Linked DNA regions of Homo sapiens: regions 1, 2 and 3 are each linked to region 4. The links are chromatin contacts, found by Hi-C or POLR2A ChIA-PET in ENCODE. All regions are on one chromosome and are shown on one strand. The core of a region is the stretch at or near the end of the contact, and the rest is flanking DNA. Distances in the headings are between cores, read along the strand shown. Region 1 overlaps SLC2A7 (solute carrier family 2 member 7). Region 2 has its middle 53 kb from the start of LINC02606. Region 3 holds the start of SLC2A5 (solute carrier family 2 member 5). Region 4 holds the start of H6PD (hexose-6-phosphate dehydrogenase/glucose 1-dehydrogenase).

What was found. A loop is a pair of places that touch in the nucleus more often than their neighbours do. ChIA-PET counts read pairs that join two places held with the same protein, here RNA polymerase II (POLR2A). Pooled maps may share reads with other maps.
Region 1: a map with no recorded cell type shows a loop between it and region 4 (3-fold over the local background). The contact joins the enhancer-like site here to the promoter of H6PD in region 4. A Hi-C loop is called at or near these places in 1 of 37 single-sample maps with no recorded cell type and 2 of 50 pooled maps. POLR2A ChIA-PET finds 5 or more read pairs at or near these places in 3 of 52 experiments (B cell, H1 and activated CD4-positive, alpha-beta T cell).
Region 2: a loop to region 4 is called in a map of ascending aorta, with 7 times the contacts of the local background. The contact joins the enhancer-like site here to the promoter of H6PD in region 4. A Hi-C loop is called at or near these places in 2 of 168 maps with a recorded cell type or tissue (ascending aorta and gastrocnemius medialis) and 2 of 50 pooled maps. POLR2A ChIA-PET finds 5 or more read pairs at or near these places in 6 of 52 experiments (H1, HCT116, HEK293T and 3 more).
Region 3: a map of gastrocnemius medialis shows a loop between it and region 4 (4-fold over the local background). The contact joins the promoter of SLC2A5 here to the promoter of H6PD in region 4. A Hi-C loop is called at or near these places in 1 of 168 maps with a recorded cell type or tissue (gastrocnemius medialis) and 6 of 50 pooled maps. POLR2A ChIA-PET finds 5 or more read pairs at or near these places in 4 of 52 experiments (AG04450, GM10248, GM12878 and 1 more).

The regions. Positions count from the first base shown.
Region 1 is chr1:9,009,916-9,016,827 of GRCh38, forward strand. SLC2A7 (solute carrier family 2 member 7) reads right to left here. Exons shown (of 12, transcript NM_207420.3): 6 at 5,202-5,327; 7 at 4,766-4,953; 8 at 3,610-3,720; 9 at 228-329. Among named protein-coding and RNA genes, the nearest start is that of SLC2A7, 13 kb to the right of the region's middle. RefSeq lists a silencer at 1,100-1,159. Within about 2 kb of position 1,321, at least 5 of the 41 ENCODE cell types and tissues checked have a DNase peak (open chromatin) inside an H3K27ac peak, as active enhancers do.
Region 2 is chr1:9,372,233-9,379,495 of GRCh38, forward strand. No RefSeq gene overlaps it. Among named protein-coding and RNA genes, the nearest start is that of LINC02606, 53 kb to the right of the region's middle. RefSeq lists an enhancer at 1-543. Within about 2 kb of position 3,964, at least 16 of the 41 ENCODE cell types and tissues checked have a DNase peak (open chromatin) inside an H3K27ac peak, as active enhancers do; they include ascending aorta and gastrocnemius medialis, where a contact is called at or near this core.
Region 3 is chr1:9,066,852-9,073,993 of GRCh38, forward strand. It overlaps SLC2A5 (solute carrier family 2 member 5), which reads right to left and starts at 2,784. Exons shown (of 12, transcript NM_003039.3): 1 at 2,653-2,784. The coding sequence starts at 2,685.
Region 4 is chr1:9,232,194-9,239,692 of GRCh38, forward strand. H6PD (hexose-6-phosphate dehydrogenase/glucose 1-dehydrogenase) reads left to right here and starts at 2,581. Exons shown (of 5, transcript NM_004285.4): 1 at 2,581-2,873. RefSeq lists a silencer at 2,434-2,993.

The DNA of each region.
Region 1 (6,912 bases), core at 71-2,570, 220 kb before region 4:
GCTGGACCATCTATCCGGTTACTTATTTGCATGTGCAGGTGTAGGTAAATGAAGCCATCTGTGACATTCACTTCAGGATGGGGCATTGCAAAGTACTTTTCCAGGCAGGATGCATGCCATCAGTGGGACTCAGAACCAACCACTTGGTGCAGCGGGCCCGGTTCAGTCAGGGGACCTCCCACCCTCCCCATGACTCCCCACCCAGGGGGCAGGAAATGAGGTCAGACCTGGAATAGGAGCACCACCGTCAGCACCAGGCAGGCAGAGCCGCAGATGCCGTAGCCGGCCAGCAGGAGGTGCCGCCGTCCCAGCCGCTCCACAAGGACAGCCTGGAGGGGAAGGGGGACAGTGAGAAGCCGCCTTGGCCTGGCGCCCACGGTTCTTGGGCCGAGCCTCCACTTCCTTTTGTGGGCCCCTCTTAGGTGCCCCTTTCTTTCTTTTGTCTTTCTTTCTTTTTTTTTAAACGGAGTTTTGCTCTTGCTGCCCAGGCTGGAGTGCAGTGGTGCGATCTCAGCTCACTGCAACCTCTGCCTCCCAGGTTCAAGTGATTCTCCTACCTCAGCTCCCAAGTAGCTGGGATTACAGGCACCTGCCACCATGCCCGGCTAAGTTTTGTATTTCTCGTAGAGACGAGGTTTCACCATGTTGGCCAGGCTGGTCTCGAACTCCTGGCCTCAAGTGATCCTCCTGCCTCGGCCTCCCAAAGTGCTGGGATTACAGGCGTGAGCCACCGTGCGTCACCTTTTAGGTGCCCCTTTCTTACCCCTGCTGCCTGCATGTGGGATGCAGGCCGCTGATTTGACATGGGTCAGACATTCATGCTCTTCACCACCACCCTTCCTTGTTCTGGTCATTCATTTCCAGACCTCCTGGATCTTGGCTCCCTGCACCCCTTGCTACCCACTAGAATAACCACATTTTCTAGTTTCTGTGTTTGATGCTTTGACATCTTGGGACCTTTATGGCCCTGGAGGGACTGCCCTTCCCACCCCACTGATAGCAAACAAACCGCTGTCTGGGAGTGAGTGCCTCTTTCATCTGCAAACCAACAATGCAGGCCCACACCCCAGGTCTTCCTTTGCTGAGCTTTCACACGCAAGGCCAGCATCACCTGCCCTAACACCCTGGGGGCCAGGGGCCAGACAGCTGGCACAGCCCCTGTGGTCCCCGACCCTGAGGAAATTATTCACACCAGCTACTCCTAAACCTGCTCGCTCTGCCTCACCCATTCCTTTCTGTGGGAACCACAGTAAAGGTTCATCCTCACACTTCCCCTTCATGCCTCTGCTTCCTGACCAACCCTGGGGCTTCCCCGCAGGCCCGGAATGGCGTGGACCGCACCCTCCTCATGGGATCTGTGAGGAACAAACTGTCTTTCCAGCAGTAGCCACCTCCTGATCTGTTGGCCTCACCATACCTGAATAAGAATAAAACCTACATTTAAAAATAGCCCCTGGGCTGGGCACAGTGGCTCACACCTGTAATCTCAGCGCTTTGGGAGGCCGAGACAGGAGGATTGATTGAGCTCAGGAGTTCGAAACCAGCCGGGTCAACATAGTAAGACCCTGTCTCTATGTTTAAAAAATAAATAAATAAAAAGAATAAGAATAAAAATAGCCCCCTCCTATTCTCTGGGGCTCCACTCGACATTGAGGCCATCTGGAATCTGGGCTCACATCATGCGGGGCCCCTCATCTCTCCACTTTTCCACCTGATGGACTGACCCCTCCACTCAGCCAGCTCCTTCTCCAACAACCAAGCCCAGGCCACACTCCCTGTGATCAGCATTCTTTCGACTTCTTCCTTCCTTTTCTACTTCTTCTTCTTCTTCTTTTTTTTTTTTTTTTTTTTTTTGGTGGAGTCTCACTCTGTCACCCAGGCTGGAGTGCTGTGGTGCAACCGTGGCTCACTGCAACCTCCGCCTCCCGGGTACAAGCAATTCTCCTGCCTCAGTCTCCCGAGTAGCTGGGATTACAGGCATGTGCTATCACGCCCGGCTAATTTTTGTATTTTCAGTACAGATGGGGTTTCACCATGTTGGCCAGGCTGGTCTCGAACTCCTGACGTCAGGTGATCCGCCCGCCTCAACCTCCCAAAGTGCAGGAATTACAGGCATGAGCCACCACACCTGGCTCCTTTTCTACTTCTAATACCATTTCCATTCTACTCCATCCCTAATGGCTGACCAGAGCCGGCCCTGTACAGCCCCTTGACTCATGTTAGCTGACTCATGTCCTCCCAACATCCCAACAGACAGACTATCACTGCCATTCAGGATGGGAGCGAAGTGCACCCCAAAAATCAGGGAAATACTGTCAATTTCCTGCTGTATGCCTGGTTCCCAGATGCTGTTCCTCCAGGGAGAGGGAAAGGGTATTTTTCTGGCTTGGGTTGCTCCAGGTAGGATGATGGTGAAGCAGGTCCTAGTTATGGTCATTTATCCCCAAGGAGGAGGACTCTGAGGATAAAGGATGGATCCTGCCCCAGGGGAAAACTGGGGATGGGGCCACAGAAATCCAGCAGGAGGAAGGGGTTGAGACTTCAGCCTGGGGACCTCTGTCCTCTTCCCTTAATTTTCCTGTCAGCCTCTCCCACTGTTTTCCTTAACTTCTCCCTCCCTGCCCTTCTAAACCTTCTGAGAGTTTACTGGAACTTAAACTAGCTCTGGGGAAAATACAAATAATAGATAACTTTCTTGAAAATGTTTACCATCACTGGCAACTCAAGAAATAGGAATCAAAATAATCAGGAGATAACTTGAAAATGGTCTAGGGAAAGGAATGCCATGATCATCTGACCCTTTTTCATGCAACATATATATCAAAGCGTAAGTAGCTCAGACTTTAAATACTAAACTCTGAAATCATGAAACTGCACCAACAAAAAGGGGTACCTGCATTTGAATACCATGTATTGCAGTCACCATAATGATTTTTACAAAGGAAGAAACTTGGATCTGAAGGTTTTTCTTTGTTGTTGTTGTTGTTTTTGAGACAGAGTCTCACTCTTGTCACCCAGGCTGGAGTGCAGTGGTGCCATCTCCCTGCTCACTGCAATCTCCACCTCCCAAGTTCAAGTGATTCTCCTGACTCGGCCTCCCAAGTAGCTGACATTACAGGTACCCACCACCATGCCCAGCTCATTTTTGTATTTTTTAATAGAGATGGGGTTTCACCATGTTGACCAGGCTGGTCTCAAACTCCTGACCTCAAGTCATCCACCTGCCTCAGTCTCCCAAAGTGCTGGGATTACAAGTGTGTGCCACCACACCTGGCTAATTTTTTTGTATTTTTAGTAGAGACTGGGTTTCATCATGTTGGCCAGGCTGGTCTCAAACTCCCTGACCTCAAGTGATCTGCTCGCCTTGGCCTTCCGAAGTGCTGGGATTACAAGTGTGAGCCGCCGCGCCCGGCCGGCTCTGAAGGAATTTTGAGTTTTCTGGTCAAAGTCATGCAGGTAGTTAGTATGTGTGCATCCTAAAGTCCATGTCCCTTAAATGACCCCAGGACCAGGGCCACCAGCACTCAGTTCACTCTGTGGGGCTCCTGTCTGCCTGGCGGCACCTGGCCAGAGACCCTCCAGCAGGAAGGATGCCTCCTGCTCACTCACCGAGGTGATGGTCATCACTATGTTGACGACGCCAGAGCCCACCGTTACATATTGGGAGTGAGCGGCCTCCACGCCCGCAGATGTGTAGATGGTGTCCGCATAGTAGTTGATCTAAACAAAAACACAGGGCTGTCAGGACAGGCCGGAAGACCCAGGACGCTGGCTTAACTTTCTCAACTCAAGCCACACACAGTTCTGCAAGCCTGGGTTGGGGACCCTGGGACAGGAAGAGGGTAGCAGGTGGTGGGAAAAAGAGGCCTGACCTGGAGTCGGGACACCAGGGTGGAGCCCGGCGCTGCCCTGGAATCCAGGGTCGCAGCTCCTCCCTCTCTGGGCCTCAGGTTTGGCGTCTATAAAATGGAAGTCAGACCATACGACCTCCAAGAGCACTTTTCCCTCCATCATTCAGTTACTCTAAGAGCTCAGATCCCAAAGAATGACTTCTTACCTCTCACTCTGGGCCAAGCCAACCGCAAGTTGAGTCTGTCTTCTGGCCCCATGCCAAGGACATTGGCACAAACAGCCCTTTGAAAGGCCACGTGTGCTATTCCACATCTGGTGGCTCCCACCTGGGCCATCTACCCTCCCACGATCACTGGTTAAACATCCATGAATCCCTGAGGCCAAGGCCACCTCTTCCCGACACGCCACTGGAGCAACTGGGTCACCCACCCAATCTCCAGTGTTTTAGCTTCTGTCAGATCTCCACCCTTCCCTCACACCATGGTTAGATACAGTTACAGCCAAAGAGCCACGGTCGCAGAAAGCGATGCCACAAACATCACAGACAAGTGGGCCCAAGATGGGCTCCTGACACAGGCTGGGCCTACCAACCCAGGCCTGGTGACCTGAGCTTGGACCCAGGAGACCTCAGCTCATCTCAGTCTAGCTGGTCTCTTGTATAGAAGGGAAAGGACTATTGGCAGGAGGCATTCCTTCTGGGGACTGGGAAACAGAGAAAAATGAAGCTGGCATGTGGGGAGAGGCAGAGCACGGAGGCAGAGAGGAGTGAGGTTTCTTCCTGACATCTGGCTCTGCCTGGACTGATCCTGGCCCCACTGCCAGGCCAGGCCTCTGTGGGTGGAACTGTGTGTTGCTATCCATGAAGCCTGGGTCTGCTTCATCTGTCTCCCTGCCTGGCCACCGTCCCACATACCGCATTGATGCCCGACAGCTGCTGGCCGGCCATGAGCACGATGATGGAGAGGAGCTGCCAGCGCAGGGACCGCAGGGCACAGAGGTGCAGCACAGACAGGTGGCCCTCGGCGCGCTCGGCCCGGGCCTCCGCACGCATGTCCTCCAGCTCGGCCTCCATGTCCGTGTGGCCTCTCAGCCTCCTCAGAGCTGCGGAAAGCAGAACCACCCGCTCAGAGGGCCGTCTCCCTGCAGGCTGGGCCCCAAGCCCCCATGCTGGCCCTGAGCTCACCATTCCCTGACCTGACCTTGGTTGTGCCCCAGTTGCCACCCCCCCACCCCGTTCAGCTCCCAGCTCTCACCCCTGACCCATGGCGACCCTGACTGTGGCCCTGACCGTGTCTCTGCCTGGCCCCCGGGGTGGGCAGGGCCTGGGAGAGTAGCCGGCGACTTCATACCTTGTCGCGCTGTGGCTTCATCTCCTTTCTGAATCAGGGAGTAGCGGGGGCTTTCGGGGAAGAAGGGCAGGGTCAGCAGCTGCAGCAGGGCGGGCACCCCTGTGAGCGCCAGAAGCACCGGCCAGCCTGCAAGGAGCCAAGGACTCAGGATCCCGGGGCCTGGGCACCCCCTGGCCCACCTACCACTGTGCTCGGAAGGTCACGCTCCTATGTGTGAACCAAGGACTGTGGGGACTTCATTCTCACCAGGGTACTCCTACAAATGGTTTCCACATTCAAAACGGAGGGAATCATGAGAGTTATACAAATTTACACGTCATTAATTATTTTGCAGGAAGAACACCGTTTCTCTAAAGAATAGGCAATGATTTAAACACTTGAACCCCGGAGAAAATGAGCTCAGTCTTGTTCCTACTTTTATAGCAGGAAAGGGGATAATCTCTGCCTCATTAGGGCCATGGTAGGGCAGGGCCTGGACCCTGCGCTGGGTCTGAGTGAGCTCCTTCTGGATGGCTTGGCCTAAGGAGGGGAACTGAGATTCCACTAAGAGAACAGGGTCTCCGTCTGCCTCCCACCCCTGCTGGTATGGTGGGAAGTGGACAAGTTCTTTTTTTTTTTTTTTTTTGAGACAGAGTCTAGCTCTATCAGCCAAGCCGAAGTGCAATGGTGCGATCATAGCCCACTGCAACCTCAATCTCCCAGGCTCATGTGATCCTCCCACCACAGCTTCCTGAGTGGCTGGAACTACACGCGTGCATTACCGCACCTGGCTCATTTTTTTTTTTTTAATTTTTAGTAGAGACAGAGTCTTGCTATGTTGCCCAGGCTGGTCGTGAACTCTTGGGCTCAAATGATCCTCCTGCCTTGGCCTCCCAAAATGCTGGGCATGAGCCACTGCACCCAGCTGACAAGTTCTTTAATGTCTCTGAGCCTCAGGCAAGAAGTGGCGAGGGCTGAATGAGGCACAGGTGCTAAGCGTCATGCACGGTGGATTCCCCAGCTGATGTCTCTCTAATTGACGATTTAATACTCAGCGGCTCTGGGAGTTTAGGAATCATTACTGTTAACGATCTTTCATGGAGCACCCTCCAGGTTCTGAGTCTCTGAACCTCTTCAGGGTACTGTGGGGACCACAAAGACATAAATCCACCCATTAAGGAATATGTGCAGAATTTGGGTCATTCAGAAATGTCTGTAAAAAACCCCGGCCGGGCATAGTGGCTCATGCCTGTAATCCCTTCACTTTGGGAGGCGGAGGCAGGAGGATTACTTGAGCCCAGGAGTTACAGATCAGCCTGGACAACATAGTGAGACCCTTGTCTCTATAACAAAAATAGAAAAAAAGAGCTGGGCATGGTGGTGTGTGCCTGTAGTCCCAGCAACTTGGGAAGCTGAAGTGGGAGGATCGCTTGAGCCTGGGAAGTCAAGGCTGCAGTGAGCTATGATCGCACCACTGCACTCCAGCCTGGGTGACAGAGTGAGACCAGGAAGGAAGGAAGGAAGGGAAGGAGGGAGGGAGGGAAGAAGAGAGAGAGGAAGGAAGGAAGGAAGGAAGGAAAGGAGAGAGGAAGGAAGGAAGGAAAACAAAAAGGAAAGAAGGGAAAGAGAAAAAGAGAGAAAAAGGAGAAACCCCACTGGGTTCCTGGGCTTTTATTGCTGGCCGCATTCATTCAGGCCCGCCTGGTGGTCCATCCTCTTATCCTCTTTCCCT
Region 2 (7,263 bases), core at 2,714-5,213, 140 kb after region 4:
TCTCCTCCAGCTCCCTTCCCTGGTGGCGTTTGGGGGTGAACCTTACAGCTGTCCCCAAAGATGTGTCTTACAAGTGCATGTGAGTACCAGGACCGAATCGGGGATTTCACCCTGAAGTTCACAGATGCTCCCTGCATCTGAATCGCCCGGAGGAACCTAGGGGAGGAAAGCAAAATCCTGGTAAGCTTGATATGCAATAGGATGGGCCTGCGAATAGGCATCTTCGAACACCCATAGATGACGCAGATAACATTGTCCTGAAGGTTGCTGGGGTCCCAGCGTTACATGCAGAGTTGCGTCCATGCAGAGTTGCATGCAGTTACATGCAGAGCTGCACCTATGCAGACCTCTCTGCTGTATCCCCATGGTCCTTCAGAGCCCTGCCAGGGGCTGAGACCCACAGAAGCTTGGAGACCACGGGTATAGAAGATTCTGTTCGCGTGGCCCTCCCAGCTCTCTCTGCTCTGTGTCTCAGAGCACAGGCAGTCCCCGAGCTGCCGATCAAGGCATCAACGCCAGGCACAAAAACTTCTCACCCAGGCACAAAAGTGCTCATCTTAGGAATGAACAAAGTCGGTCCAAGGGAGAAATACTGGAGTCCAGGCAGGGAAACCTTGAGGGCTATCCTTCAGCCTCAGTTTCCCTAAGGAAATTAGACCCTGGAAAGCTGAACCAGGAGCTTGGAGACAACATTCGGGTCTACAAGCCACGGCCCATGCAAGACCCTTCCAGCAGGGCTATCCCCATGGGAGCTGCTCATGGGTATTTCCCACAACCTCAGCACAGCATGTAGGGACAAGGGCCTCATCAACCCAGGACTGTGCCTCTCAGAGCATGTCTTCCTCTCTCTTTACAGCCTAAGAAGCAAACATTTTAATCCCTCTCCCACCTACATCCCTGGGCCCTACCTTTCGAAAGATGTTCAGCTTTGCCAGTGATTTCTGTTCAGCAAAGTGGGGCCGCCAGGGTTTCTGATGTCCACAGGTGGAATCAACTCCAGTGGAAAAGGAACCTCACCTTCCAGGCTGGCCATGTGTGGAGGCTGAGTGACTGGGGAGAAGGGGCCTGGCTTCAGGACTGACGCCTGGCTTCCCACTTCCTGTCCAGGATGGTAGCTTTAAAGCCTGGAGCCTTGGCGTCTCCATCTGTGAAATGGGAACAGCACTTGCCTCCCAGCGGGGCCACTGAGACCCACATGCTTAGGGCTGGGCACATCAGGGCCTGAGCCCAGGGTACTCCTATCTCACCCTTTTATTTGTAATTAAGGTGAAATTCACATAACATCAAATTCACTGTTCTAAAGTATGCACATCAGTGTGGCGTGTAGTACATTCGCAATATTGTACACCTGTCACTTCTGTCTAGTTCAAAACATTATCATCACCCCCAATGGGGACCTCACACCCATTAGGCAGCCACTACCCATTCCCCTCCCCCAGCCCCTGGCAACCACTAATCTACTTTCTGTCTCGATTTGCCTATTCTGGACATTTCTTATCAATGGTCTCAAACAATAGGTGACCCTCTGTGTCTGGCGTCTTTCATTTCCAATTGGCTTTTTAAGGAGCTACTCCCTGGCCCCTCCCCCATGACTTCCCTGTGTCTTTGTTTCCTTATTTCATCATATGGGAGAACATTTCCTCTTCTTAGGGTTATTGTGAGAATTAAGTGAGCCATGTCTGTAAAGTGCTTAGAAGCTGGTCGCTGGTCTGGTCGCAGGAAGCAATCAATAAACATAGCTAGTATAATTACTCCTCCACCCCCCAGGGCACCCAGAGACCCTTGTTTATGCTCCTAAACTCACCGAAGTCACCTAGTCCATGAATGACCCTTTCCTAGAGGGCAACTTGCAGGGAAATTGCCTGAGCCCAGGGGCCTCAGTTTATCAGATCCAGTTTTCTAAAAATCAGTCTGGTCACCAGGGCTAACAGAGAGTTGGGTGGTTAAGAGCTCTGTGGCCTCGTGCAGCTCCTCTGATCCCTAGTTTCAAAATTATATTTGTTTCCTGGGGCTGCTATAACCAAGTACCACACACTGGGTGACTTAAAACAATGCACGTTTATTCTGTCCCAGCTGTGGAGGCTGGAAGTCCAAAATCAAGGCGTGGGCAGGGCTGCACTCCCTCCAGAAGTTCTAGAAAAAGATCTGGCCTATGGCCAGGCGCAGTGGCTCACACCTGTAATCCCAGCACTTTGGGAGGCCGAGTTGGGTGGATCACTTGAGGCTGGGAGCTCGAGACCAACCTGGCCAACATGGCGAAGCCTCGTCTCTGTTAAAAATACAAAAACTTAGCTAAAAATACAAAAAAATAGCCAGGTGTGGTGGCGTGCGCCTGTAATCCCAGCCATTCGGGAGGCTAAGGCACAAGAATCACTTGAACCTGGGAGGCAGAGGTTTCAGTGAGCCGAGACTGCACCACTGCACTCCAGCCCGGGCAACAGAGTGAGACTCTGTCTCAAAATAATCATAATAATAACAATAAATGTGATTTAAAAAGAAAAAAGAAGATCCATCCTGGCCTCTTCCAGCTTCCCGCAGCTTCTGACTGCATGGCTTGTGGCTTGTGGCTGCATGGCTCCAATCTCTGCCTCTATCTTCTCATGGCCTCCTCCCCTCTGTGCCTCTGTCTGTCTTGTAAGAACACGTGTCATTGGATTTAGGGCCCACCCAGATAATCCGGGATGATCTCATCTCAAGATTCTTAAATCAGTGACATCTGCTAAAACCCTTTCCCCAAATAAGGTCACATTCACAGTTTTCAGGATTAGGACAAGACATACCTGTGGAGTCCTAATTAGGGAAAAGGAGTCAGGCTGGCGGGACCAAGGGGAAGCAAGATGAGAAAGCAGATAAGCTGTAAATCTGCCTTTCTTCATGGTCCAGGACACAGCGCCCTCCTGCACAAATAACTCTCAATCTTCCCGTGCCCAACTATCACCAGACCCTCAGCTGATAGGAAAACACATGTTAGCTCACTGCAACCTTGGCATGTAAGTACTTCACAAAGCCCTCTTCAGCACATGGCACAAGCACCATCCTGTAAAATCCCAGCAAGCCTTTGTCTCATTGCAATCAACATCTCTCTTGCTGATCTGCACCCTTGCAACGTATTTCCATATTTTCTCTAATAAATTTGCCTTTCTTTACCTACAATTGTCTTGGTAAATTCTTCTTACCCCCATGCCACTGACTAGGGGAGCCACCATGCAACCCTCCACACACACCTTCAGGGCAGAGTGCGTAATAGTACCCACTCCTGGAGTGGCCATGAAGACCGATGAAACCAAGCAGGTAGAAAAGAGCTCAGCACCAGGCCGATGGTGGGTGCTGCCCAACAGGCCATGACTCCCATCCTTATTCGTGACATGCCATCTGCCTCCTGTCCTGGCCTCTTGCAGCCAGTCCCCTGAGACCAGATTTGCTCTAGAATTAATTGGTCGATGTTCTAAGAGATGAGTACCAAGGGCCAGAAGAAGCCACAGGACCAGGCTCAGACCAGAAACTTGTTGGATAGAGGACTTGGACTCTCTTGATCTCTCCTCTGACAGGCTACAGTGAGTGGGTCCTGGGCCCTGCGAAGGGTGGGCATTGCCCAGGAGTCATTGGAAATAGGGGCTGAGCTCAAGACATCATGCCCCAAGTGCCAAGCATCGCCTCCCCCCATCTTTCACTGAGACAGACGGATGAAGCTTGCATCCCTGCAGCTTCTGCGGCCAGGCCTGCTCTGAATTCATCGTACAAGGAAATGGAATGTGAACCCCAGGCTATTTAAAGAGCCAGGGAGACTGGGGGCTCGGCGGGGGCCCAGCCAAGCCAGGGTGCCTCGGATCGGCACAGGTCTCCTCTGTGCACACGGTTTGATTTACAGGAGGGCTGCGAGCGACTCCAACTTCAGACAGAGAACTATTTGAAGCAGCTGCCAGATGTTGTGTCTGAATTGGGTTTTTACAACTTGCTTACTGGTTAGCAGCCTGCCTCCCGCCAGAGTTCAGCTTGCCCCGGCGGGTTCAGGGTCCTGGCACTGGCCCACAGGCCTTTGCTCGGCAGCCTGATCCCTCCTGCTCAGCCCGAGCCTATTCTGCCTCGAGTGCAGCGGAGGGGGGTGCCTGGTTTCCGAAGCATCCCACCTTCCTGAGGTGGTGATGGGGCCCTGATTTCAGTACATCCTTCAGGCACCCTAAGAATGCTCTGGAATGTTCTGTCTGAGCTCCCTACAGGACCCTCTGGGAGAGGCAGAAATTTCACAGACAGCTTTGCAATGAGGCACCCCTTGGAGCAGATCCTCCATAGCAGGACCGTCCCCAACCCCTTGAGCGTGGCCTGGGAGGTGTGGCACAGACTGGCAGGTTCTTCCATCCCGGTCCCTCCCACTCATTTCACTTTGGCTGATGCCAGCCTCTTTAATTGGACCATGGAAGGTCACAGGGGACCAGGGCTGGGAACTCAGTCCCAGTTCAACTAGGGACTTCTGGAAGTATCCCAATCTTCTGGAAATCCCGGTGAACCAGGGAAGCTCCAGGCAGGCACCAGTGGAACCAACCTGTGGATGGAGGCCACTGTGTCCAGGCCAGACCCACCCTGTCAGGGTCGGTGGGATTTCTCCGAGAGAGACTATAGGGGTTCACTTGGAGTTGGAGGGTGTTTCTCAGCCCCTCCTCACTCTGGGGAGGCCTGTGGCGAGAGGCACATGACTCAGTGTTCACTTCCTGAGGCCACTTGGAATGGACGTCTTAGAAGATTTGCTCGGGAGCAAAGCGGGTAACCAGGGAAGGGGGTGGGGCGGGAGGTGGGGCGGGCAAGGCCCAGGAGGGAGGAGGTTGTGTCATTAATCTTGTTGCATGTGAAAGCACACTTGTGTCCGTCCAGGAATCCCGAACTCGCCAAAGTGGACAGAGTGTTCAGTCCCCTCCCGAAAGCGCCAGAAATGTTTTGTCCACTAGGAAGGAAAACATCCTCTGCTTATGTGCTCGAATTTGGCTCTCCCTCGCAGGAGACACCTCAGAGGGCCCCGATCTGAGCAGCGAGCCAGTGGCTGCAGGACGGGGTGTAGGGGGCGTGCACCCTGCCTCCCTTTGGGGCCAAAGAAGACCCCTCCAGCCTGTGTTTTTGGCAGCCCTAAGGAACTCTTTCTGCACTACCCAGCCCCAGCCCCGGCTCCCTTTTTTTGCTTCTGAATCCTTCTGAGAATCAGAAAGAGAGGAGATCATGAGCAGGACGCCCTCTCCGAAGAGCCCAGAAATGGTGGTGGAACTTAGCAAGCTCCCAGGCTGGCCTGCTGCAGGGGTGAAGGCTGCAGGAGTGCACAGAAATGCAGGCCAGGGCCCAGGTGATCTGGGGTTTGGACTCAGGACACCAGCCACTGCTGGTCCCAGGACCCTGGACTAGGGAGCCTCAATTTCCCCTGCCTTCAAGTGGGAATAATGACACCTTCCAGCCAAGCTTGTGGCGTTGTAAAGATCAAACGAGGTCTGTGTATGGGGCAATGCCTTGGGAGGCTTCAAAGCCCACACTGCCCAAGGGTTTTTTTGTTTTTTTGGGGGGACACAATTTCACTCTGTTGCCCAGGCTGGAGTGCAGTGGCGCAATCTCAGCTCACTGCAAACTCTGCCTCCCGGGTTCAAGTGATTCTCGTGCCGCGTCCTCCTGAGTAGCTGGAATTACAGGTGCCCGCCACAACGCCCGGCTAGTATTTGTATTATTAGTAGAGATGGGGTTTTGCCATGTTGGCTAGGCTGGTCTCGAACTCCTGACCTCAAGCAATCCGCCTGCCTTGGCCTCCCAAAGTGCTGGGATTACAGGTGTGAGCCACCGCACCCGGCCCCAAGGTCTTAATCTAATAAAATTTGTTTATGGGAAAGAGGGAAAGATAAGCATCCCGAGGCACGTCTATGCCTTCTGGAGAGACCCCTCCTTGTGGCCCAGCAGCTTCTCCTCCTGGGTCTCCTGCAGCCGTCCCTGGACGCTGGGGGCCCTTCTGAGCAACCCCACCCCCAGCTTGCTGGAAGGATGAGCTGGGGATGCCGTTTCCCCCGAGGGAAGCCCCCAGGCCGAGGCAGAAGCCCAGCCCAGACACCGCTTTGGAGGACAGACCTTGAGGATGTCCTGGCCACTTACGAGCCAGCAAGCGCCTTTCCCTTTCGGGGCCTAGCCCCCAAGTCTGAGAGGTCCTGTCAGGGTGGGGCATACAGGTGCTGCTGCAGACCCACAGTCTCCATCGTCCCATTTGGCAAACATATCATGACCCTTTTTTCTGTGCCAGATACATGTGGACATCAAGATTCAGACTCAGGGCTGGGCGCGGTGGCTCATGCCTATAATCCCAGCATTTTGGGAGGCCGAGGCGGGCAGATCACCTGAGGCTGGGAGTTCAAGACCAGCCTGACCAACATGGCAAAACCCCGTCTATCCTAAAAATAGAAAAATTAGCCAGGCCTGATGGCATGTGCCTGTGATCCCAGCTACTTGGGAGGCTGAGGCCGGAGAATCGCTTGAACCCAGGAGGCGGAGGTTGCAGTGAGCTGAGATAGCACCACTGCACTCCAGCCTAGGCCACAGAGCAAGACTCTGTCTCAAAAAATATATATAAAACATAAATAAGTAAAAAATAAAAGATTCAGACTCGGAAAACCAGGCTTCTGAGCAAGGAGTCCAGCGCGGGGCACAGACCAGGAAACATGGGAGAAGAGGTCTCAAGTGATGCAGAGGAGGGAGCGATAAACTTTGCCAGGCAATCAGGACAGGGATGTGCTAGCAAGGTTTTGAAGGATGAGTAGGAGTTTGCCAGGGGAGGAAAGTGAGCTGATTTGTTTAGGTTCCTCTGTAAAGTGGGGACCTTGCTGGATGGCTTTTTGTAAAGTACTGAGAACAGGGCCTGGCACATGGTGCCATTTAAGATGATGATAGCAGTAATAACACACTATCTAAGCCCACAGCCTCTCTGCCTCCTATGGGCAGCACCTTGAAGGTGCCTGAAACCCAGAACTTCAGATCTCCAGGGTCATTTATTCTGTTTAAGTTCAGAGGTTCTTCTGCCTCCAGGCAGCTCCTGGTCTGGGCCCTGACTCTGAATTCCCACTGGGTGCTCCAGTTGTGAAACCCACTAGCAGTCTATATCCCAAGTGTTTTCCCTGGAGAGGCCAGCCCCAGCTGCTCACAGGAAGAACCTGAGTTGGGCGTGGTGGCTCACGCCTGTAATCCCAGCACTTTGGGAGGCCGAGGCATGCGAATCTCTTGAGCTCAGGAGTTGGAGGTCAGCCTGAGCAC
Region 3 (7,142 bases), core at 1,534-4,033, 170 kb before region 4:
CCTGTAGTCCCAGCTACTCGGGAGGCTGAGGTGGGAGGATTGCTGGAGCCCCGGACTTCAAGGCCGCGGTGAGCTATGATCCCACCATTGCACTCTGGCCTGGCCAACAGAGTAAGACCCTGTCTCAAAATTAAAAAAAAAAAAAAAGGAAAAAGAAAGAAAAAGAAGAGAAAAGGCCAGTGAGGCCACTGCCACACAACCACTGAGGGGCAGGCAGCTGGCTCCATACTGCCAGACGCCCTCCTCCCCGGACCGCGCAGCCTCTGTAGCCTTCGCCTGCCCCCGCATTTCTCCTTGGCTCCTACCTCCCCTCTCGGCTGCACTTAATGATTTCCCGGATTCTTACAGACCATTGGGATCGCTTCCTTCAGAGTGTTTTGGGAAGCCCAGCACGCCCCAGCTTTCTCCCCAAGGGGCAGGCTGCTCTCAGGAGCGGGAAGCCCATCCCCACCTTCATCCCTCTGGCCCAGAGGAGGCTTCCTTCCCTGGAGGGCTGAGGCAGCAGGCAGCTGGGTCAGCCCATGCCTCTCGCATGTGGCCATCTGAATCATTTCCTTTCGCAATGTGTTACTCAGTTTCAGGGCCTGCCACGTGGGGGTGTTTCCATTCCTTTCTGCAGCTGGACTTGGTGGACGTGGGGAACGTGGCAGTTGTGCCTTTCTCTGGACAGCGGAGGACCTCCCTGGACCCCAAACACCTAAGTCCTCATCACCTCCGTTTCTTTTCTATAAAATGGAGGTGATGACACTTGATTTGTCTAACACTTTCTTAGTTGTAAGACAAACAAGATGACCCAAGCGAAGGGGCTGAGTAGACTCCAAAGCAGTGCCTCTCAGTTGAGGGCTGGGAGTGGATTCTGCCCTCTCGGGGACATCGGTTGTCACTCCTGGGGGAGGGAGCTACTGCGTCTAGAAGGTAGAGCCAGGGACGCGGCTAAACATCTTATAACACACAAGACAGCCCCTACAACGAAGCGTTAGCCAGTGCCAAATGGAAATCACGCGGAGGTGGAGAAACCAGCCTAAAGAATGATTGAAAAGTAGTAACATTTACGATGGCCGGGCGCGGTGGCTCACACCTGTAACCCCAGCACTTTGGGAGGCCGAGGCGGGCGGATCACCTGAGGTCAGGAGTTCTAGACCAGCCTGGCCAACATGGTGAAACCCCATCTCTACTAAAAATACAAAAATTAGCCGGGTGTGGTGGTGCATGCCTGTAATCCCAGCTACTTGGGAGGCTGAGGTGGGAGGATCGCTTGAGCCCAGAAGGTGGAGGTTGCAGTGAACCTTGATCGCACCACTGTACTTCAGCCTGGGTGACAGAGCAAGACTCTGTGTCAAAAAAAAAAAAAAAAAAAAGCGAGAGAGAGAGAAAGAAAAGTAGTAACATTTACGGGGAACTCACTCTGTGCCAGGTACTTTACATGCATTATCTCATTTAATTGCTCCAGCACCCTATGAGGCGGTATGGTTATTACTCCCATTTTACAAATGAGAAAACTGAGGCACTGAAGAGTTAAAGAACTTACCCAAGTCCCACAGCTAGAATAGGATGGAGCAGGAATGAATCCTGGGGGCTTCTACTTCCCAGGCCCACTCTTTTTTTTTTTTTTTTTTTGAGATGAAGTTTCGCTCTTGTTGACCAGGCTGGAGTGCAATGGCGTGATCTCAGCTCATTGCAGCCTCTGTTTCCCAGGTTCAAGTGATTCTCCTGCCTCAGCCTCCTGAGTAGCTGGGATTACAGGCACCTGCCACCACGCCTGGCTAATTTTTGTATTTTTAGTAGAGATGGGGTTTCACCATGTTGGCCAGGCTGGTCTCGAACTGCTGACCTCAGGTGATCCACCCACCTCAGCCTCCCAAGACCCACTCTTAATCTATGTGCTACAGAGCATGTTTCCAGTCTGCCTATGGTGAGGGTCTCACATCCATGCCTGAACAAATGCTGTTTTGCAAAAATGTGCACTATCCTTCCTCCACTCCAAATATAAGCAGATGCTATTGTGATGAATAAATGCAAATTCTTATAAAGTGTTAATAAGTCAGTGTTACTTTTCTGACATTATGCATTTTCCTCAATCAAGGGAATCTAGAAAGTAAACTGCAATTACGTTGCAGGAGTCCATGAAAATCTTTCCTCTCTAAAACAAGGGAGCCTCAGGATCTAAAAGGCAGGAAACCTACGTGACAGATCTGAACTAAATTCAAATCAAGCAACGCCTTTTCTGAGTTTATCTTGCTTTCATGCAGCTCAGCTATGTTACTTGCTGAAAAAATTAACTGCCCTGAAGCCAAAAGCAAAACGAAAGCAGAGCGAAACATCTCACCAACCATAGAAGGATTTTGCAGCTAACATGTTTGGTTCAAGTTGGGACAAATGAATCCTTTGGGTCTCTTCCATTCAGTTACAGATCCTGCTGTTAAAGGCTGTTCCAGTAGAATGATTTCCACAGAGCACTTGTCTCTAAACCTCTCTCCTCCCTATAAAAGACCACCTGCTGGACAAGACTTTCCCCCTCTCCCCACCATAATCCCTCCCAACACAGAGTTCCCTCTGCAACACCAGGAGCCCCCCAGCGACTCTCCAGGAAGGCTGCACAGGCCCTGGCAGCCAAGCCTGCTCTTGGCCCCTTTCCCTGAGCAACACACTCACCCCTTCCTTCATGCTCTGATCCTGTTGCTCCATGCTTGCTCTGGAAGGGCAGAGTGCCGCTCACCTCCTTTTAGCCAAAGTAACGCGTGCACTGAATGGAGAGAGAAGACATTCTGGGTGCACTTTGGCCATGCCAAATAACAGCCAATAGCATTTTTATAGCCAGATTAAGTCAGAATAACCCTTTCAGGAACCTGGTCTTCCTTTCACTTCTGCTTTTAAATGAAACGTCTGGGGTTTGGCTAAGTAAGTGGGTGCCCCCTGGGGACTGCAGGCCCAGCATTGTCCTGATGGAACAGTCTACGGTATTTCCCCATTGCTAAAGTCTCTACCAGTCAGGCTCATGGTGAATGACTGGAAGGGTTATTTCTGTCAGGAACGCATGGCAAACAACAGCTGTCCTCCACCCTACATGACACCAGGTAATCTGAGGGCAACAGATTGGGCCACTAGAGACCTCAAAGATGCTCTCCCTGCCAGGAAAACTACAGTCAAGTGTCTCTTGGTGGAGAGTCAGTTTTGCCCAAGTCACCGTGTAATACTGTTTGGGGAAAGTTTCTCATTTTCTGTTTTTTTTTTTTTTTTTTTTTTTTTTTGAGACGGAGTTTCGCTCTTGTCCCAGGCTGGAGTGCAGTGGCATGATCTCAGCTCACTACAACCTCCGCCTCCCGAGTTCAAGCGATTCTCCTGCTTCCACCTCCTGAGTAGCTGGGATTACAGGCGTGCACTACCACGCTCGGCTAATTTTTATATTTTTAGTAGACACGGGGTTTTGCCATGTTGGCCAGGCTGGTCTCGAACTCCTGACCTCAAGTGATCCACCCTCCTTGGCCTCCCAAAGTGCTGGGATTACAGGCGTGAGCCATCGTGTCCGGCCTCTTATTTTCCATTTTAAGGAGCTCAGAATGACCTAGGGATGTTACTTTCTGTGTATTCATCACTACTGGGAAGGTGGTAAATACCTCGAACCCCTTTCCAGGCAGGGCAGGGAAAATGAGTCACACCTGCTGGTCCGGGTCCGGCCATCTCAAGGCCAGGCCACTGTCAGCCCCCCATGTTTGGCACTCATTCAGCTGCCACAGGGCACACCAGCGCAAGTGGCCAAAATCCAAAGTCTCACAAGTCCCACAGGTTTTCATCTTTACAGAACATACTCCCAGTTCTATTTGCTGTGGCGTAAATCCAGTTACTTTAGTGATTGATTCTGAATCTCATGCATCTTTAAACAAGCAGAGACTGGGAGCCTGTGTTAGGCACTGTTCCTTGCATTAGCAGCAAATCCCCAGGGTTGCTCAGGGTGGGAGACTGTGAGAAGCCTAGCAGCGTGGCCGTCTGTGTGTGTGTGTGTGTTGGGGGGTCGGGGGGGTCCCTATTCACAAGGGAGAACTCAGCATTCCCTTTCACCAGCTACTGCCTGTCTTTTTCTTCTGCGTATCACTGTCCTAGCACACTGACTTGTGACTAACGCATAGCAAGACCAGAGGTTTCCAATTATTTCAAAGATCTAGAAAAAGTTTCCAAAGAAAATGCACTTTAATTGCAGGGGTAGGGTGGGGAGAGGAAATCAACGATGGGGGAGTGAGGAGACGGGTACAGGTGTGCAATCCAACACAAAGAAGAATCCGGCCGGGCGCGGTGGCTCACGCCTGTAATCCCAGCACCTGGGGAAGCCAAGGTGGGTGGATCACCTGAGGTCAGGAGTTCGAGACCAGTCTGACCAACATGGTGAAACCCTGTCTTTACCGAAAATACAAAAATTAGCCAGGCATGGTGGCAGACGCCTGTAATCCCAGCTACTTGGGAGGCTGAGGCAGGAGAATAGCTGGAACCCGGGAGGCGGAGGTTGCAGCGCACCTAGATCACACCACTGCACTCCAGCCTGGGCGACAGAGCGAGACTCATCTCCGTCCCCCATCCTCCCCCCAAAAATAATCGTCCAAAGTTTGTAGTCATCAGTCATGTCAAGTGCATGACACCTGCTTCTATCTAGGCCCAGATCTTCCACTTCTCCCTGCCTTTGGGCGAGGGGGTAACTAAAACCGGGGGTCGCTGGGGGGGACGCGGACACTCCCAGTCCCCGCCTTGACGGCCCAGCCCGGGGAAGCGGGGACAGTGAGCCAGGCCCTCAGGCCCAGAGGGGATCATCCCGGGAGCTGCGGGCCGCAGTACCCGGTTCCTGCCAGTGACAGGGCGTCGCAAGCACAGCCATGGCGTCACCAACGCTCGACCCGTGCTTCCGCCCTGGAGGGAGCCGAGCGCGGGGACGGGGGCGTGGCGGGAGGCCGTCATGACGCCAGGCTGCGGGCCGCTCAGCCAGTCCCTCTGCCTGGCGGGCCTGCGGGCTCCGGGTGGGTCCTGTCCCTGCCCAGGACCCCTCTGCCTCAGCCCGGATCCCCCTCGGCCTCTGCCTCAGCCCGGGTCCCCCTCGGCCTCTGCCTCAGCCCGGGTCCCCCTCAGCCTCGGTCCCCCTCTGCCTCAGCCCAGATCCCCCCCAGCCTCAGCCCGGGTTCCCCTCCGCCTTTGCCCGAGTCCCCCTCAGCCTCACCCGGGTCCCCTTCAGCTTCTGCCAGAGTCCCCCTCAGCCTCGCCCGGGTCCTGCTTCTGGCCAGGGACCCCCCAACCTTCGTGGCGGGCGGACCAGCCTCCAGGCCCCTGCCTCAGGCCGCCATGAGGCCGAGGCCTGCAGGCTCCGCGAGCAGGGCGGGGTGGGAGACTGTGAGAAGCCTAGTGGCTCAAAGATGGAGGAGGGGGATGGCAGCGGTGAGGTGGGACTGGGGGGAGGGGAGTGGTCCTGGCAAACCTGAGGCAAGAGGATCGCTTGAGCCCAGGAATTCGATCATGCCACTGCACTCCAGCCTAGGTGACAGAGCAAGACCCTGTCCCTAGAAATAAAAAAAATTAAAAATTAAAGTTCCATCTGGATGTCCAGAGGTGAACTGATGAGGGGACAAGAGACCGCTGGATTTGGAAGTGGGGAGAAGGAGCAGTGGAAGGTCTTTGCCGTAGCCCAGGTGAAAGAACAATGTGACTTGGACCAGCATGGGGATGGAGAAGACAGAAGTAGATACACTTGAGGGATATTTAGGATGGAAAATTGACAATCACTTGGTGATAGGATGGGGGAGAGGAAATAGGAGCGTTTCTGTTACTGTTATAATAAAACACAACTAGGCCAGGCGTGGTAGCCTGTAAACCCAGCACTTTGGGAGGCTGGGGCAAGTGGATCACTTGAGGTCAGAAGTTCGAGACCAGCCTGGCCAACATGGTGAAACCCCGTTTCTACTAAAAATGCCAAAAAAAAAAAAAAAATTAGCCGGTCGTGGTGGTGTGCGCCTGTAATTCCAACTACTTGGGAGGCTGAAGTAGGAGAATCGCTTGAACCCAAGAGGCGGAAGTTGCAGTGAGCTGAGATCGCACTACTACACTTCAGCCTGGGTGACAGAGCGAGACTCTTGTCTCCAAAAAAAAAAAGTAAAACAGAAATAAAAGTTACTTTTCTGAATCAGAATGAAAAGCAAATGTTTTATATAAGAAAAATTTAACCAGGGCAAAATATTGGGTTAACACCATACCACAAAGCAAGCTGGCACATCTCCGGGCTGTTCTGTGACCAGACAATGATACCAGGACTTCAGTCACTACTGGCCTCACCTCTGCTAGGAATGTTCTAGAATTTTAAAGTTTTGCCACGGGCCTCTTTTGTACAGGCTGCTAATGGCTTCTCCTCCCCATCCATAAATCCATTTGGTCAGTGCCTCTTCTGTAGTAATAGAATTGGGAACAAGACCTGCGGCTGCCCAAAATAAAGACATTTCCCCATTGCTCTTGCAGTCAGTACAGACATAAAGTTCCGCTTAATGCAGTGTATGCAAGATGCCATATGGCAGGCAGCTTCCAGAAACTTTGCTCTCTTAGCTTTGCCTATTTCTCCATCCTGCTTCCTGGAATGTAGATGCCACCAGCTTGGGCCTTGAGATTGAAGCCCCACAGGACAGAGCACCAAGCTAGGAGGAGCTGGGGCCCCTTACCCTGTGGAGCACCATCCCAGCTCCCCACCACCAACTTGACTTAGTAGGGAAGAAAAATACTTCATTTTGTTTTCTGTCACTTGCAGCTGAAACCGTTTCTCACTGGTAGAACTATTAAATGGATGCCTGAAAATCTGTTAGGACAGAAAACAGGAAGATATTCTACCAAAGCCCCTGGTGGTGCAAATGGTGGAGTCTCTTCTGCCTCACTCAGTACATGCTTCTGTACTGTGAGTTAGTTAGTTCATTTGCAGATGGTAAACAAGAGAATGCTGGCCGGGCGCGGTGGCTCACGCCTGTAATCCCAGCACTTTGGGAGGCCAAGGCAGGCGGATTACAGGAATTCAAGACCAGACTGGCCAACATGGTGAAACCCGGTCTCTATTAAAAATACAAGAATTAGCCAGGCTTGGTGGCGGGAGCCCGTAACCCCACCTACTCAGGAGGCTAAGGCGGGAGAAT
Region 4 (7,499 bases), core at 1,331-3,830:
GGGTCTTAGCACGACCTAATCGTCTTCATGATGGAAAGAAAGCAAAGCAACTGATTGCCCAGAGAAAACTGGAAGGTACAGAGGCAGGATGAGACTGAGGTGAAGGTAAGGTGAGGAAAGACAGGCGGAGAAATGAAACATCTCAGGGTGGTGTGGGAGTGGACATAGGGTTGGGAGGGCATTGTGACCCCCTAGGCTAATTCCCCCCTCAGACCCCACCCCAACGTTACCTAATCAGGTGGACGTTTTCTTAGTAAGCAGGTTACAACTGACTTGGTTTGGGGCTTTGTTTTTTTTTCTTTTTTTTTTTTTTTGAGACCGAGTTTCACTCTTGTTGCCCAGGCTGGAATGCAGTGGCGCGATCTCAGCTCCCCGCAACCTCCACCTCCCAGGTTCAAGCTATTCTCCTGCCTCAGCCTCCCGAGTAGCTGGGATTACAGGCATGCGCCACCACACCCAGCTAATTTTGTAGTTTTAGTAGAGACATGGTTTCACCATATTGGTCAGGCTGGTCTCGAACTCCCGACCTCAGGTGATCCACCCGCCTCGGCCTCTCAAAGTGCTGGGATTACAGGCGTGAGCCACCGTGCCTGGCTTTTTTTTTTTTTTTTTTTGACACAGTTTCACCCTGTTGCCCTGGCTGGAGTGCAATGGCGCGATCTTGGCTCACTGCAACCTCTGCATCCTGGATTCAAGCGATTCTCGTGCCTCAGCCATCTGAGTAGCTAGGACTACAGGCACGCCACCACGCTTGGCTTTTTTTTTTTTTTTTGTATTATTAGTAGAGATGGGATTTCATCATGTTGGCCAGGCTGGTCTCGAACTACTGACCTCAGGGGATCCACCTGCCTCGGCCTCCCAAAGTGCTGTGATTACAGGCATGAGCCACTACGCCTGACCTGGGGCTATTTATAAGAAGCCCTCAAGGTAGCAGATCACCCTCTGATGGCCACATGGAGATCTGGGAAACGAACCCCCGGTCATGCCTCTGGACACCTGCCCACTTCTATCTGTGCCTTCCTGGGCCCTGGTTTTCAGAGCTATGTGGGTGCCTGACACACTCAGGGCCACAGAACATGGGAAGGGCTCTAGGCCAAGAGTCCCGGCATCATTCGAGTCTGCTCTGGCCCGCTCCTGCCCTAAGCCCTCCTGCTCACTTCCAGCTGTGGAGGTAGCCCAGAGAGTGCCTGGCTCCCTGGCTCCCCCCTCTGCCAGGCCCACTCAGTGTGACCTAAATCCTTGCCGAGGCTTGGCAGCCCTCTGCGGGCGCCCGGATGGCCTCTGGCCTTGGTGACGGTGAGGCCCAGCTCCCCTCAGTTCCCAGCCTTCCCGGAACCCCTTGCCTAACATCCTGTGTGGTAATCATGCCTGTTGGCCCCATTCAGTCCTGCCGGCCACTGCCAAGTTGCCACTGCTAGTTCCAGACGCTCCCACCTCTAATGGAACCATCGGGAAATAAAAAGCTGCAGCACAGTTTCTCTCTCAGGTCAGAATCTCCTCCCAGCACTTTGGGAGGCCAACGTGGGAGAATCACTTGGGCCCAGGAGTTCGAGACCAGCCTGGGCAACAAAGTGAGACCCCGTCTCTACAAAAAGTTGAAAAATTAGTCAGGAGTGGTGGCGAACATCTGTGATCCCAGTTACTTGGGAGGCTGAGGCGGGAGGATCACTTGAGCCTGGGAGGCGGAGGCTGCAGTGAGCTGTGATAGCGCCACTGCACTCCAGCATGGGTGACAGAGCGAGACCCTGTCTCAAAAAAAAAAAAAAAAAAAAAAAAGAAAAAAAGAAAAGAAAAGAAAGAAAAAAGAAAAAGTGGGGAGCAGGTTGGGGAGCATGGTGAGGGCCACCTACTGCCTGATAATGGTGGGGGACAGGAAGGGGACTGAGTGCTCTGAGAGGCAGCTGATCCCGTTTTCTCACTTAAATACCTCTCACCCTACAGAGAAGCCCTGATTCCATTTGCTGTCTTTCTTAGCAATGTCTTAGCAAAAGTCTTCTATTTGCCACACGGGTCCAAGCTTCCGCTTACTAAGCACCCAAGTGCCAGACAACCCCGGAGGCAGGTACTCCCATTGTCCCCACTGTACAGATGAAGAAACTGAACTCAGGGTCACACAAGTGATAAGGGGTGGCAGAGATCTGAAGCTGTGCGCGGAGGCGTGGCCAGCGTGTGCGCTCCGACTTCTAAATCCCTACTCTGGATATTGAAGACGGGAAAGACCGAGCCGCTCATTCTACAGATGGGGAAAAGCGAGGCCTGAGGAGTCCCAGAGCGGGTGCCAGATCGTAGGGAGCAGCCAGCACCCCGGGTCCCCTCCACGACACAACCACGTCCCTCGGCCACTTCTGGGTCCCGCGCGCGTCTCGGACGCGGCAGGACAGCTCTAGGACGCACGGCCACCAGGGGGCCGAAGGGAAGGGCGGGGGCGGAGGCTCGGAGCTGACCCACCGCCTCGCCCCGGAAGCTCCGAGGCCCCGCCCCGGCGGCCGCCAGCGGAGGGCGTGGCCTCGCCGGCGCCCCCGCCCCGCCCCCGCCCCCGCCGCGCGCGCCCCCGCCGCGCGCGCCCCCGGCCCGGGCCCCAGTCTTGCTGAGCGCAAGGCGGTGGAGGCCTGAGGCCTGAGGCCTGGGGCGGGGTGGCGGCCGGGCTGGCCTTGGCCTCGCGCCTTCCCCTGCGGCCGCCGCGGGCTCCGCGGGCGGTATCGGAGTGTCGTGCGGCGCGTGGCCGCGTGACACGCGCACTTGTCGGAGTGACGGGCCCTGCGGAAGAGGAGGTGCGGCCCAGGGCGCAGGGGAGCCCTCGGGAGCGGGCCCGGCCCTCAGCGCCGCCCCGGCCGTGTCCCGGAGGAGCGGCCTGCGCCGCCGCGCGAGAGGAAGTAAGCGCCCCCCGCCGGCCCCGCCGCCGCCCCGGCCCCGGCGCCTCCAACCCGCGCTGCCGCCGGGCCCGAGGCCGCGCCGAGCCCCGGAGCCTGCGCTGCCAGCCCCACGGAGCCTGGGGCTGGCGGCTTTGGAACTGCTCAGGAGGCGGCCAGGCTCCCTCCAGGGTCGCCCCGAGCGGCCGAGCTGTCCTTTCCCTGGGCTTCCCGGAACTGAGTTCCAGGAGAGGGGGAACTCCGAGATTTCCCCCGGGACCTGCTTAATCTTTGGCATTGATTGGCCCTCGGGTTTCACATAGCGTTTCCCGTACCCGGATCTAGTGAACGGTTTTCCAGGGGCAAACCTCTCTGGATCTCTGAAAATCAGCTCACCCAACCTTGAATGCTTAGCCAGAAGTGAGAACTTCTGGAAAGAAGTGTCCTTGCCCACTCCCCCTGCACCCACAACAGGCCCATGGCTCATGAAAGGCAGCAGATGAGGGAAAACTGGTGTCAAATGGGCATATTTTTTATTTTATCTTTTTACTTTTTTATATAAAAGTAAAAAATCTTTTACTTATAAAAGATGGGGTCTTGCTTGGTTGCCCAGGCTGGAGTACAGTGGCACAAACACGGTTCCCTGCAGCCTCCACCTCTTGGGCTCAGGCCATCGTCCTGCCTCAGCCTCCGGGGTAGCTGGGACCACAGGCGCACACCACCACGCCTGGCTAATTTTTAAACCTTTTGTAGAGACAGTGGTCTCACTATGTTGCCCTGGCTGGTCTCGAACTCCTGGGCTCAAGCGATCCTCCTGCTTAAGCCTTACGAAGTGTTGGGATTACAGGTGTGAAGCACCACGCCCAGACAGCGTATTTTAAATTATGCATCATATCCCTTTAATTTTTCATCATTATGATTGGAAGATCATGAAAAGCTGTCTGAGTTTTTCCTTGGCATTTTTCTGTGGTTGATGGTTAGTTGTTGCCCAAGCTGGAGTGCAATGGCGCGATCTCGGCCCACTGCAACCTTCTCCTCCTGGTTCAAGCGATTCTTCCACCTCAGCCTCCTGAGTGGCTGGGATTACAGGCGCGTGCCACCACACCCGGCTAATTTTATGTATTTTTTAGTAGAAACAGGGTTTCACTATGTTATCCAGGCTTGTCTTGAACTGCTGACCTCAGGTGATCCACCACCTCGGCCTCCCAAAGTGCTGGGATTACAGGCATGAACCACCGCGCCCAGCTGGTTAGTTGGTTTTAACAGCAGTTCAAGAAGCTAGCAAGAAGGACTTCATTCGTGAAGCTAATGGTTTAATGATAGAAACTAACATTTCTGGCCGGGCCCAGTGGCTCACGCCTGTAATCCCAACACTTTCGGAGGCCAGGGCGGGCAGGTCACTTGAAGAGTTCAAGACCAGCCTTGCCAACATGGTGAAACCCCGTCTCTACTAAAAATACAAAAATTTGCTGGGCATGGGGGCAGCGGATGCCTGTAATCCCAGCTGCTGGGGAGGCTAAGGCAGGAAAATCGCTTGAACCGCCCTGCCTCCGGTGACGGAGGTTGCAGTGAACCAAGATCGTGCCACTGCACTCCAGCCTGGGTGACAAAGCTAGACTTCTCCTTAAAAAAAAAAAAAAAAAAAAGCAGCTAGGATTTCTTGGGTGCTTACTGTATGCCAGGCATTGTGCTAAGTACCTTACATGCTTCCCATCGATTTGTTTTCCCATTCTGTGGTTGAGGTACAGAGAGGTTAAATAACTTGTCTGAGGGTACATAGTTACTGAGTGGCAGGGATTTGAATCCAGAATATTCTTATGTAACCAGTTCTCCAAAAACTAGCCCTTGAAGGTCTTCCACGTTTCAACAAAGCAACTGAGGCTTATACATGATGTCTTCATGATGTCAGAAGGAAGAACTGTGAAAGGCAAAGCGGACCCGGGAGGCAGAGGCTGGTTACCGCAGTTAGTGTTCGGAACAGCTTGACTTCATGGAGCAGAGAAACAGCCTGTCTGGTTTAAACCACTGTTCAGTATCTACACTGATACAGTGTAAATGTAATACAGTGTTTTACATTTTGCCATTCAGGGATGTAGTCACATTTTACGGGAAGGTTAGCTCTGGGACCAGACTGCCTGTATTCAAATCCTATCACCTCTAGCTGCTTGACCTTTGGTAAGTTATTTGACTTCTCTTTTTTTTTTTTTTTTTTTTTTTTTTGAGATGGAGTCTTGCTCTGTTGCCCAGGGGCGCAATCTCAGCTCACTGCAACGTTCGCCTCCTAGGTTCAAGTGATTCTGCTCCCTCAGCCTCCCAAGTAGCTGGGATTACAGGCACCTGCCACCACGCCTGGCTAATTTTTGTATTGTTAGTAGAGACGGGGTTTCACCGTGTTGGCCAGGCTGGTTTTAAACTCCCGACCTCCAATGATCCTCCTGCCTCAGCCTCCCAAAGTGCTGGGATTATAGGCGTAAGCCACTGCGCCTGGCCATGTTATTTGACTTCTCTTTGCCTTAGTTTCCTCTCTACTCCCTGCTAAGATGGGGATAATCATGTTACCTACCTCATATGGTTGTGGCAAGATTTAAATGGTGTGATGCATGTCACACCGATAGCCTAGCATTTGGCATATAGTTAAATACTCCATAAATAGCTCTTTTATTATTAAAAGTGTTGTTCCAAGTAGTAAGCTGCTGCTGTGTGCTGTGTCACAGTGCTTGAAGTCACCATTAGAGGTATATTCCTTTGTGCCGTATTTCAAATGCAGAAATGACAGTGGTCCTGTGCAAATGGGATTTATTTGTTCATTTAGCAGATATTTATAGAGCGCCTTCTGTATGCCAGGCCTTGTTTTGGATACTGGAGGTACTGCGGAGAACAAAACAAACAAAAGTCCCTGTCCTCATTGGCACGCACACTCTTGGGAAAAGGAATGGCAGACAATAGGCAAAATGAATGTAATTATCATACAGTATATTAGAAAGCGATGTACTGTGGGGAGAAATAAAGCAGGAGAGGAGGATGGGGGTGGGCGGTTTACAATTTTAGAGTGGTCTGAGTAAGCCTCACTGAGAAGATGACATTTTAGCAAAGAAAAATTAGTGAGGGAGTAAACCACGTGGACCTGGTGGGGGACATGGGGGAGTTGGCCAGGCGGAGAGAACAAGTGCAAAGGCCCTGAGGCAGGAGGCTGGGCGGCCAGAGCCTAGACAGGCAGGATGGTAAGAGAAGAGATCAAAGAGGTAATGGGTGGGAGGCCAGAATGTGTAGACTCTGCAGACATCTGCACAGAGGAATGGCATGATCCAGCTGGAGCTATAAAAAGGTCACTCTGACTGCCGTGTTGAGGCTCAGCCATAGAGGGTCCAGGTAGACAGAGGAGGCCAATTAGGAAGTTCCTGTAGTAATCCAGACGGAGATGACGGTGGCTGGCACTGGAGTGGAGTGGTGGAAGGTGGTGAGAAGCAGTTGTATTCTAGATAAATTTTGAAGATAGAAACTACAGGATTTGCTGACAGATACGATGACCTCAAGGTTTCTGGGTCTGAACACCTGGAAAGATAGAGTTGTCATTTACTGATAATGGGGAAAGCTACATTGGAAGCAGATTGGGAGAGAAATCAGTTCAGTTTTGTACATATTAAGTCTGGCAAACATCCCACTCATGCTCTCAGAATAGCAATTGACTGCATGAGTCTGGAGTTTAGGGGAAGTTCGGGCTGTAAATAAAGACTTGGACGGATAGGCAGTTGTGTGCTGGTAATGTTTACCAACTGACTCTGTGAGGGGTGGGGTTGGTAGTGGGGAACCTGATTTATAGCCTTTGCCTATATCTGTGGTGTAAATATTCTGACGTTGGCCAACTTCAAATACACTATAATAGAATATCTTCACCTCATAGATGCAGTGGATATAAATAATATCAAGAGCATAGATATTAGTGAAATGTAGTCAGATGATTAGGAAGTAATGAGTTTTGAGTATTTATTACCTTTCTTTTTAATTTAATGGTTTTTTTTTTTGAGACAGAGTCTCACTCTGTCACCCAGGCTGGAGTGCAGTGGTGCAATCTCTGCTCACTGCAGCCTCCGCCTCCTGGGTTCAAGCAATTATTCTGCCTCAGCCTCCCAAGTAGCTGGGATTACAGGCACCCGCCACCACACCCAGCTAACTTTTGTATTTTTAGTAGAAACGGGTTTTTGCCATGTTGCCCAGGCTGGTCTCAATCTCCTGGGCTCAAGTAGTCCTCCCGTCTCAGTCTCCCAAAGTGCTGGGATTACAGGACAGGTGCCTAAAGATGGGATGAGGATTCTCTGAGATGAGAGAGGAACAAGGACCCCAGAGCCCGATCTGGAAGCTTTTGTCCCCATTCTGGCCCTTAGGGCAGTGAATGCAGATCAGAGGTCATTGATAGCAGGCTTGATTTTTATCTGCATTGATGGGTTCAGCATAAATGGACCAGAACAGGAAGATTGCAAAAAACAGACAAAAAACAACAAAAACAAAAACCTTGGGTTGGCTATTGTAAAAAGACTAGGCACATCACCTTGTGCTTTAGTTTCAAATGATCTTTAGTTTGAACTTTTGTTTTACTCCCACATGTTCTTTTTAAAAAATTCCAAACTCATGGGTCATGATTTGAAGAAAATT